Linked DNA regions of Homo sapiens: region 2 is linked to region 1. Evidence: chromatin contacts called from ENCODE Hi-C data. All regions are on one chromosome and are shown on one strand. Each heading gives the region's core, a stretch centred on a gene start or an enhancer-like site at or near the end of the contact. The rest is flanking DNA. Distances are from core to core; before and after follow the strand shown. Region 1 holds the start of LTV1 (LTV1 ribosome biogenesis factor). Region 2 holds the start of AIG1 (androgen induced 1).

Region 1 (5,650 bases), core at 2,187-4,686:
AAAACAGAACTTAGACTAACAGCACTAATTTCTTATAAACACGTACTATCATTTGTCCTGAAAGAGAAGGTATTAAAGTGGACCGAACATTTGTTTACAAGACAGGAATGTTATTATCATCCACTCATTCTGTTTGCTTATGAGTAGCCTGCAGCTTTTACAAAAGTGTTAAAGATCTGAATATTCCACAAAAGTTAAGTCCTATCTTAGAACAAGAGTTTATGATCCTGAAAACAGTTATGTTGTTAACATGTAGAATGTCAGCTGCTTTTCTCCTATTGAAAAGTGCTGTCTAACATGGCCATGTCTATCAATCAAAAGTTCTGAACCTATAAAAAGGCTGTTACTGTTGACACCTGCCACCAGAGAAGACGTGACCTATTCTCTCCTGATGGTATACACATGCATACACATATATAATTTTAAGTGGAGGCGTGGTCTATCTTTGTGCTCTTCATACGGACACCATTTCTTGCCCCAAACAGATATCTTGATTCAAAAATGATTTCTTCACCTCACTCCCACAATTAAATTGCTGAAAAGCCTTACTGGAATTACTAGCGTTTCTTCTTTCTCCTCTCTCCTGTTGTGTGCACTGAAGGTACTTGAGGGAATAAGCTCTGAAGGCCCAGATGGTTCCTTCAGGTGCTGCAGGTAGTCATAGTCGTCATCAAAGAACACTCCATACTTCCTCTGTTCTGCTCGCCTTTCTTCATTGTCTATCTATAAACGAAATGGAATTAGTACTTTCTTCACTATCTATAAACAAAATGGAATCAGTAAGCCTTCCAAGGATAAGGCATGGGAATATTACAATGAGTACAGCTTTCCAAGTAGGAGGCAGATGGCACATGAACATTTTGGCTGATGGGAAAAAGACAAAGAATTCTTGACAAACAGGAAATGTACAGCTTCAAAACCAGAGTGCTACGTAACATTAAAATGGAATGAAAACATTCATGCTTTTAAAAGGGCAATAAAAATAAATAACAATTGCTCCTTCCACTAGACATTTCTGTGCAACATTTTGAGTCAAGAAACAAACATACAATTTATTTTATCATCTATTTGGAGGGTTATAAGAAAAGACCTGGGGGGCCAGGTGCAGTGGCTCATGCCTATAATCCCAGCACTTTGGGATGCTGAGGTAGGAGGATCACTTGAGCCTTGGAGTTCAAGACCAGCCTGGGCAAAATAGTGAGACCTCGTTTCTACAAAATAATTTTAAAAATCAGCCAGGCCAGGTGGCGTGTGCCTGTAGTACCGGCTACTCTGGAGGCTAAGGTGGGAGGATCGCTTGAGCCCAAGAGGTAGAAGTTGCAGTGAGCTGAGATGGAGCCACTTTGCATGCCAGCCTGGGAAACAGAGATTTGGGCGCCTTGAAAGGTAAGTACAATTTCTTGTATTTATATGCAAAAAAACCCTTCTCAACATACAACAAAACTGGCTTTACTGAAAAGCTAAACGTGGCCCATGTCCCCCAGTACTCTGTTTCCCAACACTCTGTTTCATAATATCTACACTTAATAAGTGTTGTGTAACATTAAGAGTCTTAATAAGTAGAGTCTAACATTAAGTCAATCTTTACCAGGCTCCCTTGCAAAGTTCCCTGAGCTAACCAAGGAGCTCAGATATTTTACATTTCCTAAGATGAGCAAGCAGGAGGCAAAATGCAGTTTGCGGTTATGAAACGGCAGGATCTTAGAGAAAGCACAGTTTGAGCATATATCGGTGCCCTAAATAACATCATGCCGCATTGTAGCTGGTGCTTTGGTAAATATTTACCATTATTCTACAAGATTTGCTCGTTTAAACATCTCAAATAAAGATCTTTGTCTTCCCAATCAAAATAATGTGAATGATGTAAAAATCACCAATTGTACTGAAAATTAACTTATAGATTATTTCCCAGAATATCAGTTATCTGAGAATAACAGCTGGCTAACAATTTATTAAAAACTATTAACATAGCAAGGCGTGGTGGCTCATGCCTGTAATCCCAGCACTTTTGGAGGCCAAGCTGGGAGGACTGCTTAAGTCCAGGAGTTCGAGACCAGCCTGGGCAACGTGCTAAGACTCTATTTATTTAAAAAAAAAAAAAGAAAAAAAAAACTATTGTCTACCTACAAACTGACTGGCTAAAGAACAGGACCTACTTTTTGTGTGGGCAATAGAACCCTCTGGGGTGCACTCTCATCTGCTGCTAAAGGATCTCGTTGGCTCCGGTGGACCAAGTGAAAAGACACAGCTTTCTTCTTCTCTATAAAGGGCTTTTTCTTCCTGTGAGGCTTCAAAGGAACAAAATCACAACAATTAATTAAAACAGAACAAAAAGACGGAGAATAATTCCATAGTCCACACATGCATCTTTAGTAGTCATGTTAAAGATACTTTTTAAAAATCTACACTTCTAGGGCAGGCAACATCAGCTGTGTTCTGCAGAATCCATACTTAACCTTCCTTCAACAAACATTCCTTGAGCACCTACTTTGTGCCAGACCTTGTTATGGGAACTGAGAATACAGAAGTGGGAAAGTCAGATAAAGTCCCTGTTCTTAGCAAGAAAATCAAGATAATTTCCGGTGAAGAAAATATAAGACAGTGACGTGAAAATGCCTTAAAAGCTACTTTACACTGGCTGCTCAGGGAAGGCCCCTGGCCGACTGAACTAGAATGACAAGAAGCCTGCCACAACATAATCTGGAGTAGACAGCTCCACACAGAGCATCTACCAACCAGTAAATAAAATCACGACACAAACAGCTAAAGTTTAATAAGATCCATCACCTCTTTCTACATTCTTACTTCGCTATTCAATTTTGATTCTCTAAACTGGGAAACCAATTAAGTGGCTTTACTTTGGGCCCAACCTTATGCTCTCCCACAAGTTCCCTTTCTCAGAGGAAACAGACAGGCAGACACCTGCCACTCCAACGCTGAGGGAGACCAGCAGCTCCCTCTGCTCGACCCCAAGAAGCACAGGGTTGCGCGTTTGTGTCGGCAGTCACCAGCTTTTAGTTAACCGAAATCACGCAGGGCTGCAGGCTCCCAGGGATAAAACAAAAAGGCCATTCTCCTCTCCGGGCCACATCCCAGGGAGGCTCGGCGGTGGGAGACTGTAACTTGCAAAGAATGCCCACGGTGGTGACGTTGGCCCATTTCGGGGTACCGTGCCGCAAGCAGCCTCTGGCATGACCCAGACCCGGGCCGCAGTAGCCAAGGTATTACCGGAAGCAGCCTGGCCTCTGCAAAACCACAGCGCTCGGCCGCCGAAACAAGCAAGGCTTGCTCACCATGCTGCAGCCGCGCGGCGCTCACCCCCAACAGGGGCGGCGATGACACCCTCGAAGTCCGGCGGGGAGACCAAGGTCCAGCTGAAGGCCGCTTCTGTAGGCCTCACCACACGTGCAGCCCCAGGACCCGGCGATAACGTCACCCAGCCGGCCGTGGAAACGGACCAATCGCCGAGGAGCTGATGGGTCGCGACCGGAAGTTACATAGGCTCGCTGCGTCTCCACGATCGCGAGAAGCCACCGGGAGGTGGGGCTAGCTCGGCTCCCACCCCTGGGCGGGCTGTACTTTTCCGGCCTTTAGTCTCCCGCCGGGCAAAGGGAATCGTGGGGGTCCTTAACGTTGAGGCGCCACAGAGGGGTTTCTGCTTGTGGACGAACCTTTTATAGCTCCCTCTACGGAGACCAGAGGGGACGAATCTAGCATCCCCCTTGACTTGTGTCCCTTACCTATTCCCAACCATAAAAAACAAAGCCGCGGACACGGAAGGGAGGCGACCACCCCGCTGGGGTGCTGGGGTCGCCAAGTTTCAGGTTCCCTCTCCGGGTGGGGGCGGAGTCGGTTGCCGTAGCAACGGAGGCTGGGGCCTTGCCTTTATAGACTGCATCAGACTTGATCAGGTTATATTTTCCACTGTTTCATGAACTGCTTTCATCTGCCCTGTTAACCAAACCCCCGAGACTCTGTTAACTGTAGAGGCATTTGAACTAATAAAATATATTCAGAATCTCTGGTGTTTGAATGTTAACTTTCTCCCCCTGTTTAAACAAATAGGCTATAAGCACGCATTCTTAGGAAGATTTCAGGCCGGCGTTGGCGTACTCACATAGCTTTTCTTGGACGAAAGTGTGTGGTAAATGCAGTCACTTTCATCAGCAGACCTTTTTTTCAAATTTGTTTCCCCAACTTCCCAGTTTCTGGTGACCTCTCAATGAATGGCTTACCCTGGATTGTGTCTTTATGCCGTAGGCATTATCACTGTAAGTATTTGTGGAGTATTATTCTTTTATTACAGTAAAAATTATAGAAATAGGCCAGGCGCGGTGGCTCATGTCTGTCATCCCAGCACTTTGGGAGGCCGAAGCGGGTGGATCACCTGAGGTCAGGAGTTCAAGACCAGACTAGCCAACGTGGTGAAACCCCGTCTCTACTAAAAATACAAAACTTAGCCAGGTGTGATGGCAGGTGCCTGTAATCCCAACTACTTGGGAGGTTGAGGCAGGAGAATAGCTTGAACCCGGGAGGCAGAGGTTGCAGTGAGCTGAGATCATGCCATTGCACTCCAGCCTGGGCGACAAGAGCGAAACTCTGTCTCAAAAATATATATATATAGAAATAATTTAGGTTAGGACCATAAAACTTGTCTTAGGATATTGCTTTGTAACAGAGATAATACATAGCACTCCTATGTGCCAGAGATTCGTTGTTATTATTCATTATATAGAATTAAAAGATCCAAGGGGGCAGTTTTCATTTCCTTTCAATCAGTTGTACTTACTGCTGTATCATCAGGGGCCTGATGCATGGGGCATATATGCTCAGTAAGTATTTATTTAAATGAATTAATGTTCTGGCACTTTATCTGAATCATCTCATTTCATCCTCACTGCAACACTATGAAAGAGACGCAATTATCTTCAGCATCTTACAAATCCTAAAAATGAGGCAAGAGAAATACAAACTAAGTACTAAGCCCCCCAGCTGACTGAACGGACTCCCTTTTGGCCAAGGGGACCCAGAGTAACCTTGAAAACTGAGTTCTTGCTTTGCCTTGTTATATCCCCTCCCTCACTAACCAGGATCAGGCTTTCTTCCCTAAGGGATAAATAGAAACCATCCCTTTCAAAAGACTCCACCACTGATATCAGCCTGTTGCTGCCCTCCGTTTTGTGCGTAACAGACTACCCACTATGGAATGGTTCTGGCCAATCTACGGAGCAGGCACAGTAAGGGTTTTATTGGCCTCTACTTCACCTTTTGACATCAGAGGCTGAAAACTCTTCAGATCATGCTGATGCCCCATTGTTTGTACCTAGGACCCATGAAGGGGCAATGAAGCTCAATTGCACATGTACATGTTTCTCCTTTCATAAATATTCATGATTCCTCCTATAGCTTATTAAATATGTATATTCTGCCACCCTGCTTCCTCTCACTTTGTCCCTCCCTCAGAATGTATGTTTTTGGCTTCAGGCTGGAGGCTACGCTTCCCAGCCTGTCAGGCCACTCTGCAGGCTGAAACCCTTATGCACCTCATCGTTCTTTAGGTCAAAAGCATAAGAAAGTTACCTTCTGATATGGTTTGGCTGTGTCCCCACCTTGGTTTGGTTGTGTCGCCACCCAAATCTCATCTTGAATC
Region 2 (5,650 bases), core at 2,107-4,606, 780 kb after region 1:
CCCAATGGGATAACTCAGGATAATTACCCTATTTTAAGGTCAATTGATTTGCAATCTTAATTCCATCTGCAACTTTAATTTCCCTTTGCCATGTAACCTAATGTATTCACAGGTTCCTGGCATGAGAATGTAAACATCTTTGGAGGCCCATTATTCTGCCTACCACACCAAGACAGTGTTCTTTTTCCATTTACTAACTTCAATTTTCCAAAAACACCTTAGTTCTCTTACAGTTTCTCAATACTAGGAAAAGAAACCATTGGAGAATAACAGTATAAGATTACTGGTAGCAACAATGTGTATTTCAGTTTTTGACCATAAGCTCTGAATCTACTGGAATGACCCTCATACCCAAGGAGAGAAATGAATACAGCCAGAATGGCCACTGCCACATAATCATCTGCTCCTGGATGCATAGAGCCTGAGATTCCTGACTCAGATCCTGGTAAACTGAAGCCATGGAATATGGAATCCAACTGTGGCTATCAGGATAAATGATTCCTGCAATCCAAGTTGGCTAGAAAAAAGGGCCTTCACATTACAATTTTAAAAAGTTAAACTCTTGCAAAATTACTCCAATAAACTTAGACTCATTAATATTGTACAAGGCACTAGGTAATAAAGTTTACGGTCTTTTTAACATTAAAAGTGAAAAGTAAAATGGCTAAATTATAGTAGCCTAATCATTTCATGCCATTACTGAGGATTGACAGGTTGGTTGTTTTAACAGCTGTACAATGCTTAAGCTCTAAGGATTCTAAATCTCAAATAATAAAAAGAATAACACTTTGCATGAATGTTTTTATGAATATATCTCAGACATACTTTCTCACAGGCACTCTTTGTTAAAGATAATTATTATGTTTCAATCAGGAGCCACAGAGTAAAAAATTACAACGCTGGCTAAAGGTCCTATACAATCTGAAGCTAAATATGAAGCAAAGTAAATGTTTCACATTTGAATCTACTGTCTGACTTCTGGGATAGAAAAAGTCCTGTATGGTGATTAGTATTTAAAACAGGCAAGTCCAATCATTGAATGCTAAAAGATAAATTATATGACAGCATATCAAGCTGACTCTACTATGGTTTCATGTCACACAAAGGTTATGAGAGGTATATCATTTCTTCTGAGCCTTGTTTTTCAATGCACAGTAAGCAATGCTAATTATGAAAAGCAGGCATCTCTTGGGTTAACCAACACCCTCAATTTCTACCTCTGTTCACCTGCTGACCCCTGCCTTGCTCCCACAACACAGCATCTACTGCAAGAGTGATGCTGAGGGCTGTTTCTAGAACCTATGGCTCCCACAGCATCTCTGTATTCTTGCCCAGCACTGCTCTTTAGCAACATTCAAATAGGCCAGCTCTAAGTAAGATCTGACTTAGGAATGGGATAAGGCAGTGTCCCAAAAGGAGTTTTGCTCACATAGCCCCTCAAAGAATTCTGAAAATCTATGCACATATTTTTAAATAACATCTCAACATCCTTAACATAGTTAAGTGTAAACACTTGAAAAAGGGACATCTTTCTGGCGCTCTATGGGTGGTATGCTTGCTTCATATACATATGCATCAGAACCTCAGGGTTGCAGATTTAGCTCATTCAGTATACAGAAAATGTCTGCTACACAACATAATTGGCAAAGCCAATCCTCATTGACAAGCCAATCAACCCAATAAGACTTTCTGTCAAGGCAACTCCGACATTGTTGTTCAATCAAATATAAAGATAGCCCTGGTGACAACCATCTATCTTCTGGAAGCTAAAAGGAACAGACAGAAAAGCACACCTCAGAGTCTTGTCACGGGCTCCTCACTTGGATGAATGGGGAGAATGAAAGGAGAACTGGCAGGCATCACGCATGTTCAGAGGGAAATTAGTTTCAAGCAGAGTTGGAAGATGAGGATCTGAAAATTAAAACCCTTGCAACATTCTATACCCTGTGAAGTCTTGTGGGCCTAAGGGTATGTGCACAGTTTGGAGACTGCTGGGCAACAGAATTGAAATTCCACTCTGAAAGTATCTAATATAATGCAAATATAAGGTGTTATTTTTAAACCAAAAGCCTCTCTGCATTTCTTTGAGGCATCCTAAGCCTTTGGAAATTTTTAAAACAGGTATCATGTTCTCTTCATCAGAATGGAGGGTCAACAAGAGATTATAATCTTGCTGGTGTAGCCAACCAACTGTATAGTCTTGGATAAACAGTTCAGGGAGTCCCAGGAATTGGTTCTACAATTTCTCTGAGTGCTTTAGAACTTCATTGCTTTTGTTTTAAGCCTCTTCCTAATAATCTTTTAGCGTGTGTCTTAGTCACCTTTACCCTGAAATTCCTAGGTCCATCCATGAGTTCATTATTGGGCCTTATGCCCATGTTCTGTTCTCCAGGGAGGTTGAAGAGGGCCTTTTAGTGCCAGAAATAGAAAAACTTTCAAAATGATATACTAATAATAACCTGCACCTGTCAAGATTATCATATTGTGCCAACAGAGGAGCTGCTTATGCAAACTACTGTAAATTTGTACATGGGAAGACAGAGAAGTGTGTACAGTCACCTTGGAAATGCACTTTGAACATCTCTGTCTCCTAATATGTACGGGGTAAAGGTTGAAAGTAAATTATTGACAATGGGGGAAAAAAACAGATGCAAAGAAGACAACTTTATTAGGTGCTTTCTCTCCCTTATGAGAAGGATTTGGTTCTTTCAGGTGAAGTTCCAAATCACTAGACAATACCCAGTTTCCTTCAGTTGCAACAAGTTCATCCCACGGTGGGTGCTCTGAAAAGCACCTTGAGGGCGAATGGGTCTCAGGCCATTCAGGATCAGGTCCGATGCTTTTGTTGAAGATTCTTCCCGTGTCACCTCTTAGAAGCAGTTCGGTGTCCCCCTCCAAAGAGCCCACCACCTGGCTGCGCCCCACCTCCATTTGTCCCCCAGTTGCCAGGTAAGGGTACCCAGCTACCAGGTAACGGTGAGTGGTTCAGAAGGTGCCGCTGCGGGGGCAGCCAGGCCTTCACACGCAATCACTGGGGAAGAGGCGAGGACACGGGTGGATGCTGGAGGCGCGCACGTGCGCAGGTGCTCGCGCATCCACACACACACACACACACACACACACACACGCACACACAGGCACGGGGTGCGGGGCGAGCAGGGGGAGGGGACGGCCTTACCAGATCAATGAACGTCAGGAATTTCCAGCTCCCTCCGTAGGTCTGGTGTGAGGGCATTTCGATGGCCTTGTAGTTACACAGGATAGAGCAGTAAGACAGCAGGATTGCCATCCGCAGCACCTGGCAGGGGACAAGCGCCATGTTCGCCAGAGGCCTGGACCGGCTGGGCGGCAAGGAGGGCGGGCGTGAGGGAGGCGCCGGGCGCGCGGGGGCGGGCGCCGTGGGAACCCGGGCGCGGGCGCGGGCGCGGGGCGGGGCGGGGCGGGGGCGGGGGCGGGGGCGGGGCGCGCGCCCCCGGGGACTGGCGCGGCCGCGAGCGCCCGGGTGACCTGTACTGGCCGGGCGCGGTTTGCGGACGCTCTCCACTGCCGGCCGCGGCCTGGCAGGCGGCGTGTCGTCATCTCTTTCGTCACCTTCGTCATTCTGCTCCTGCGTTCGCAGGGTCCCGGGACACCCGGCCAGGAGGCGCCCCCTAGGCATCCCAGGTGTGGATGCGACCTCTGAGTGCTACGAGGGCTCGGGAAGTGCGCGCTGATCTCCAGGGGGAAGCGGGCCCTGTGGCTAGTGGGCGCCGGGCCGGGCGAGGGGGCGGGGAACCTAGACTGAAGGAGTGGACCCCAGTGTCCACAAATGTTCCCGCCCCGGAATCGCGGTGACGCTTCCTGGGGTAGTTGCAGTTGGCCGAGAGCTGGTGCCCCGTGCGGAGGGATCCGGTGGGGGTGTGAACGTGGGGTGTAAACCCGAGCACAGGCAGCCGCGAGTGACTTTCAGTATTTTGGGGCAATAAGGTTTTCAGTGTTGACAAACGACTGTCAATCACTAGGAAACTCTCTCAATTCTGCTTTCAATGGGTAGGCTACGCAGCACTTTTCCATGACAGATTGAATAATGTCATATCAGTATATAACATCAGCTAGAATATGAACTTTGGACAAGAGGTTTATAGATAAAAAGCTATAAAGAAAGGATTTTCAAATAACTTTCTGCCACAAGATTGCATTCAGCTTTAAAAAATTCCAATTTTGGATGTAAAACCCCTGCGTGTAATTTAATACTAATCATCTGGTTGTTAAACTGGTTTTGCCCTTACTTTTTTCTTACACTACACTACCAGGGCTTAATGGAAGGAAAATAAATATAAACTGGAGTCCCTCCTGCCTTCCAGTAAATGTTGTCACACTGAAGTTGCATCAGTCTGTGGGCAACATTTTCATTTCAGCCAACCAGTTGCAGGTTCGGATTATGAAAAGGCAACATAGGTATTTCCTGTGGATCCATTTAAAACAGGTGTCCTCTTCAAATAGTCTCTGAGTCAGAGGATGTGGAGGGAGGGCTGGTGGGGAGAAGCATAGTGCTAGAGGTAAAGAGAAAGTAGCAAGCAAGCCATGGATGTTTTCCTGAATGTTTCCAATCAAGCTCTAAACTAAAATGAAGAGACCCACTAGATTTTTTTAATTGGCATTATAATTATGCTAATAGAACTGATGTCAGAAGAAGATTCTACTAGCATTAAAACGATGTATTATTGATGATTTTTGGTTAAATCTTAATGTAAAAGTTGGCTTTATTTTTTTAATTGTGCATCCTTGGTACATGGTTATAAACTGCCAAAAAAATAAAAATAAAAAAGAGTAGATCTATTGAAGATCTACCTACCTTAATAATGTGTCTGGAATTGGTTCCTGCCGGTAGATTAGTGGTCTCAGTGACTTCAAGAATGAAGCGGCAGACCTTGGTGGTAAGTGTTACAGCTCTTAAAGATGGCACAGACCCAGAGTGAGCGATAGCAAGGTTTATTGTGAAGAGTGAAAGGACAAAGCTTCCACAGCATGAAAGGGGACTGGAGCGGGTTGCTGCTGCTGGCTGGGGTGGCCAGCTTTTATTCCCTTATTGTCCTCTCCAGTGTTCTGTTTCTGTCCTATGAGAGTGCCCTTTTTTCAGTCCTCCCTGCGATTGGCTACTTTTAAAATCTTGCTGATTGGTGCGTTTTACAGAGTGCTGATTAGTGTGTTTTACAGAGTGCTGATTGGTGCTTTTTACAGAGCGCTGATTGGTGCATTTTACACTCCTCTTGTAAGACAGGCAAGTTCCCCAAGTCCCCACTTGTCTCAGGAGGTCCAGCTGGCCTCACCTCTCAATAGAGCCTTAATAAAGTTTTATGAGTTAATGTGATATTTGCAAAGTTTGATATACCCTTCCTACTTTACATGTTAGACAATTATTAAGACTCCCCAACCCCATTGTTACAAAATGAAATAATATTTTCATAAAGCCATTTTTAATGGTCAGGTTTTTTGTTTTGTTTTTCTTTTTGTTTTTTTGTGAGACAGAGTCTAGCTCTGTCACCCAGGCGGAAGTGCAGTGGCATGATCTCAGCTCACTGCAACCTCTGCCTCCTGGGTTCAACTATTCTCCTGCCTCAGCCTCCCAAGTAGCTGGGACTACAGGCGCATGCCACCACACCTGGCTAAT

What was found. Hi-C counts contacts between places; a loop is a spot of excess contacts on that map. Pooled maps may share reads with other maps.
Region 2: a map of tibial artery shows a loop between it and region 1 (6-fold over the local background). The contact joins the promoter of AIG1 here to the promoter of LTV1 in region 1. A Hi-C loop is called at or near these places in 3 of 168 maps with a recorded cell type or tissue (CD4-positive, alpha-beta T cell, naive thymus-derived CD4-positive, alpha-beta T cell and tibial artery), 3 of 37 single-sample maps with no recorded cell type and 11 of 50 pooled maps.

The regions. Positions count from the first base shown.
Region 1 is chr6:143,841,124-143,846,773 of GRCh38, reverse strand. LTV1 (LTV1 ribosome biogenesis factor) reads right to left here and starts at 3,436. Exons shown (of 11, transcript NM_032860.5): 1 at 3,294-3,436; 2 at 2,157-2,288; 3 at 550-723. The coding sequence starts at 3,296. RefSeq lists enhancers at 2,933-3,002, 3,193-3,402, 3,583-3,632.
Region 2 is chr6:143,058,595-143,064,244 of GRCh38, reverse strand. It overlaps AIG1 (androgen induced 1), which reads right to left and starts at 3,356. Exons shown (of 6, transcript NM_016108.4): 1 at 3,179-3,356. The coding sequence starts at 3,319. RefSeq lists enhancers at 2,817-2,866, 3,467-3,596, 3,422-4,360 and silencers at 3,057-3,126, 3,377-3,466.